Linked DNA regions of Homo sapiens: region 2 is linked to region 1. Evidence: read pairs that join two places in POLR2A ChIA-PET (ENCODE). Cell type or tissue: Caco-2. All regions are shown on one strand.

The links. Peaks named below come from ENCODE experiments on the same cell type or tissue, not always from the same donor. Only the 100,000 strongest peaks of a DNase experiment are listed, where the experiment ranks them.
Region 2: POLR2A ChIA-PET joins it to region 1 with 10 read pairs; 4 of 35 experiments call an interaction of 5 or more read pairs at or near these places.

What each region holds. Positions count from the first base shown.
Region 1 is chr5:159,309,574-159,312,073 of GRCh38, forward strand. LOC105377683 (a long non-coding RNA gene) reads left to right here and starts at 1,249. Exons shown (of 3, transcript XR_941138.3): 1 at 1,249-1,441; 2 at 1,635-1,841. In Caco-2, no CTCF peak of the experiment used is centred here; no DNase peak of the experiment used is centred here; H3K4me3 peaks cover 568 bases.
Region 2 is chr5:159,185,636-159,188,135 of GRCh38, forward strand. The region is part of intron 3 of RNF145 (ring finger protein 145); the gene reads right to left. Among named protein-coding and RNA genes, the nearest start is that of RNF145, 23 kb to the right of the region's middle. In Caco-2, no CTCF peak of the experiment used is centred here; no DNase peak of the experiment used is centred here.

The sequences.
Region 1 (2,500 bases):
AATTAGAACGTTGCAGATGCAACTAAAGCCCCTTTGGCCACCATACTCCCCAATTCCTGTGTATCTTGGAATTGCATTTAAGATTTCCATTTGAACAAAGGGACCCTGGCTCAAACAAGTTGGGGGACCATTGGGCTGGTTAACCCTTAAACACCCCAAACACTCAATAAAGAGGAGTTTCAGGGAAATGGACAAGCCATGGCTGGAGGATGTTCTACAAGGTTGAGCAGAAACCCATGCAATAATTTGCTGAAATAGGGCATTGCTCTGAGTGCTGTGATTCCAGGGAGATGTCACTGCTGTGTGCTGGCTGTATGCCCAGCAAAGGGCTGGTGGCTGGAAGGACATAGCTTTCTGAGTTAGGACTGGAAGGCTTCTGTACATGTCCAAAGTCAACCTTCATATTCATGGGGAGGGAAAAAGAAGTGGGCTTTAGGATTGCCTCTCCTTGTTGGCCTGCTCTGAGAAAAACAATCGCGGGAGGGTGAGGCGGGAGAATCGCTTGAGCCCAGGAGTTTGAGGCTGCAGGTTAGAAGCTGCCGTGAGCTTTGATTGTGCCACTGCACTCCAGCCTGGGCGATGGAGCACTGGGTCCTGTGAGCCTTGACTCATTTAACCCCCACAGCACCCAGTAGATGGTGGCACTATTAGCATACTTGTTTTAGAGGTGAGGACACACACACAAAGAGATAAGGAATTGCCTAAGAGCAAAAAGCTGGTAAGTGGTGAGCCCAGGTGTGAGCCTTGCTTCAGGATCAAGTGCGCACCCCTGTGCTCTGGACTCCTTCCAGGTGTTGTTTCTCTTGCTGGCATTTTAACTTCATTACACCTATCTGTATGTTGGTCGTGGGAAGGAGGAAGCTCACCGAACACTGTGGCTTACCCAAGATTTGTCCCTCGACTTTCCCTCTTCACCAAACCCCAGAGCCACTGGCGGAATGTTCAGTTCCTTGGAATCCCACATGCCCGGGTTAGCTCCTTTTGCAAGCAGCCTGATGGATAGAAGTGAAGGGATGGTGCTCCTTATGAAAGGAGACGGGGGAGCTTAGTGAGCAGCGGCAGGGCCCTGCAGCCCGTCACACGCTAGCATCCACCGGGTTGAGTGGCTGCGCACGACCGCGGCGGGCGGGCGGGCGCGCTGCCGGAACGCTCTAGGCCTCCTGCGGAACCCAGGCCTGCGTGAAGGTAAATGCAAATCAGCTCCGCCCAGCGCTTCCCGCAGAAGGAGGGTTTTCTGTGTGCGCGTCTGGTTTCCTCCGCCTTCAGCCAGAATGCTGGCTTTATTTTTGCGGTTTATGAGCTTGAGACAGGGAATTCATTTCCTTGGTATAATATGACCCTCTGGAGAAAGTCTTGTCCAGATATATTTTGCTCCCAAACGCCGCCCTAGAAGAAGGACTACACTGAAATGAAACGGAGATGATTAAAGTCTGATTTATAGGTAAGGTGAATTGGTAGGATTATGCCAAATTCATTACATCCAGAGAAGGTGAAAGGGAATGAAAGGGCTCCTCCCGGGAGATGGAAACCTTTGTAAAAATAAATATTTATGGTGCACATACCTTTAACTCAGCTAGTAGCCAGGTTATATTTTATTATATTCACCACCATTTCCCTTTTCTGTTTCTCACCAGGCTGTACAAGCCCTGAAAGCAAGAACGGGGTTCACGGCATCTTGATACCCCCATGTGGGGACGTTTTGGCGATTTTATTTACAAGAAAGGGATTTTACACCGGAGAGGCTTTTAAATATGCTAACAGACTGGACCAGCTTTCTCATCCCCACTGGCTGATTAATGATTCCTCCATGCCAACCCGGTTCTCAGAGACACCAAGGCCAGGTAAAAACCACCCCTTCATCCCCTAAACCTTGCAAGAAGCACAGGGTCCAGAATTATGCTTCTTTCAGGTTCTAAATAGCACAATAAAACTAATAACAATAAGCTTTTAGTTATTAGATCAGGTACATTTTACTTTACAGTAAGCTTTTACTTATTGGATCAGGTACATTTTAAAGCAATTTTTGAACATTATTTCATTTGATCCTCACAACCACACTATGAGGTAGGTACTATCATTCCATTTGAAGGATGAGAAAACTGAGGCTCGAAGATGTTAAATAACTTGTTCAAGATCACAGCTAGTCAGTGGACATAGCTGCCATTCACTGAGTGCTTCCTGTGAGCCAGGCACGGTGACCATCACATTAAACCAATTATTTATTTCATGCAATAGTGCCCTTGATCCTTAGGAAGTGGCCTCCAGTGCTTAGAATTCCAAGCATTTGGTCCTCTGGAGATGAGAAACCATGGGAAGGCAGGGGCTCACTCACCCCTGTATCCAAAAAGTTGAGGATGGTGCCAAGGACAGAGACGGTACCAGGGACTCCAAAAATACTGAATGAAAGGACAGTAGAGGTGCTTTCCTGTGGGATCCCCAATCTCTCCCCGCCTTCAGGTGAGTCCTGCTGATGCTCAGGCTGCCCTTGGAACAGGGACCT
Region 2 (2,500 bases), 120 kb before region 1:
TAACAACAACATATGATTCTCTTAAGACTCAGGTGAGCTATTCAAGAGAAGCATTACAATTTTTCATTTCAGAAGACTTAAAAGGTAGAATGTTTTAATATCTTCAGAAACAAGAATTCCTGCCAATCTACTTATAACTGAATAAAATATTTTCCTTCTTAAATGTTTTTTCACTTGTGGAAGGCTGATAATCACCCCAAGGCACTAATAAACTGAAAAATCTACGTCCCTAGTCCTGTATAACAGCCTCCCCTCTTTTAACTCAAACTGGGGCCACAAGGAATGTACAAGATCTATGAAAAGGGCCTCCGGCCATGGTAGCTCAAGCCTGTAATCCCAGCACTTTGGGAGGCCGAGGCAGACGGCTCACTTGAGCCCAGGAGTTCGAGAGCAGCCTGGACAACACGGTGAAACTCCGACTCTACAAAACAAAAAATACAACAATTAGCCAGGCGTGGTAATGCCTATAGTCCCGGCTACTTGGGAGGCTGAGGCGGGAGAATTGTGTGGACCTGGTAGGGGCAGGGGTTGCAGTGAGCCAAGATTGCACCACTGCACTCCAGCCTGGGTCAGAGTGAGACCCTGTCTCAAAAAAGAAAGAAAGAAAGAAAAAGAAAAGGGCCTCAGAGCTTGCAATTAGAAAAATTCTTGCTTATAAAGAGAAGTATACATGTTACAAAAAATAAATGGGTACCAAGAACAAAACCTAGTAGCTTACCACTTCAGCTAATTAAAGACCTTTATTATAACAGTCTCTTCAGCGACCTGACTCAGACACTGGACAACCTAGGAACAACTTGTACATTCTGGCTATTTACTTAAAGCTTTCAAACAACGTTAATTCCAAAGAAACCTAACCTGTTTTCACACAAAAGAGGTGTGCCAAGTTATCTTTTGCAATATGGGCAACAAGAAGCACCACTTGGTACAAGAAATCTCAGATGTTCAAATACCTGTATTTCCTTATATGCCTACTAAACACACATATACGCACACAAACATACCTACCATACCGTCAGCACTGAGCTAGCAGTTGAATAATTCATTTACCCAGAGTTTATTTAAACTGTTGACACCCTTTCTTTAGTTTCTTTCTGGCCTCCTAGATATTGAGTGCCTGTATTTGATAATGTTCAAAAGCAGAACACATGTCAAACAGTGAAACTGGTCAATTTTATTCCTGTCAAAATTAAGTTTAGAATATAAATGGTAATACTCATTTTAACAATCCAAGCTACTTGGGAGGCTGAGGCAGGAGAATCACTTGAGCCCTGGAGGCGGAGGTTGCAGTGAGCCAAGATTGCACCATTGCACTCCAGCCTGGGCAACAGAGCAAGACTCCGTCTCAAAACAAAAACAAAACAGTTGGGCGTGGTAGCTCATGCCTGTAATCCCAGCACTTTGGGAGGCCAAGGTGGGCGGATCACCTGAGGTCAGGAGTTCAAGAACAGCCTGGCCAACATGGTGAAAGCCTGTCTATACTAAAAATACAAAAAATTAGCCAGGCGTGGTGGTGGGCACCTGTAATCCCAGCTATTTGGGAGGCTGAGGCAGGAGAATCACTTGAACCCAGGAGGTGGAGGTTGCAGTGAGCCAAGATCACGCCATTGCACTCCAGCCTGGGCAACAAGAGCAAAACTCCATCTCAAAAAACAAACAAACAAAAAACAATTTATCTAGTTTTTTTTTTTAAAGAAAAAAAATTTTTTTTTGAGATAGTCTCACACTGTTGCCTGGGCTGGAGTGGAATGGCACGATCTCAGCTCACTGCAACCTCTGCCTTCCAGGTTCAAGCGATTCTCCTGCCTCAGTATCCTGAGTAGCTTAGATTATAGGTGCCTGCCACCATGCCCGGCTAATTTTTTGTATTTTTAGTAGATACGGGGTTTCACTATGTTGGCCAGGCTGGTCTCGAATGCCTGACCTTGTGATTCACCCGCCTCAGCCTCCCAAAGTGCTGGGACTACAGGCGTGTGCCACCACTCCCGGCCTATCTATAGTAGTTCTTAACTGAGGACAGTTTTGTTCCTCAGAGACAGCATGTGACAATGTCTAGGGACACTTTTTGGTTGTCATATTTGCTGGGAAGAGGGTATCACTGGGGTCTAGTGGGTAGACAGAGTGTTGTCAACATCCTATAATGCACAGGACAGCTTCCGTAGCAATGCATACCCTGCCCAAAATACTAGTATCCCTGAGAAAGAGCAGCCCCAATCTACAACTTTGAATTATGCAAGTCATCATAAAATGGAGAGCTGATTATCCATAGTTTACACATAAGTCACTCTTGGGGAAGTTTTTACATTTGAAACCGTACTTACACACCGAAGAGCCAGAATGAAAACAGTATTACTTCCTTCTTTTGAAAGCCAGTTCTACTGGGCTCTTAATTCAAGTCACAGACACACAAATCCAATATGTTGGTTCATAAATCTAACAATAAAACAAGGAATTTAAGAACACTGGGCCAGGCACAGTGGCTCATGCCTGTTATCCCAGC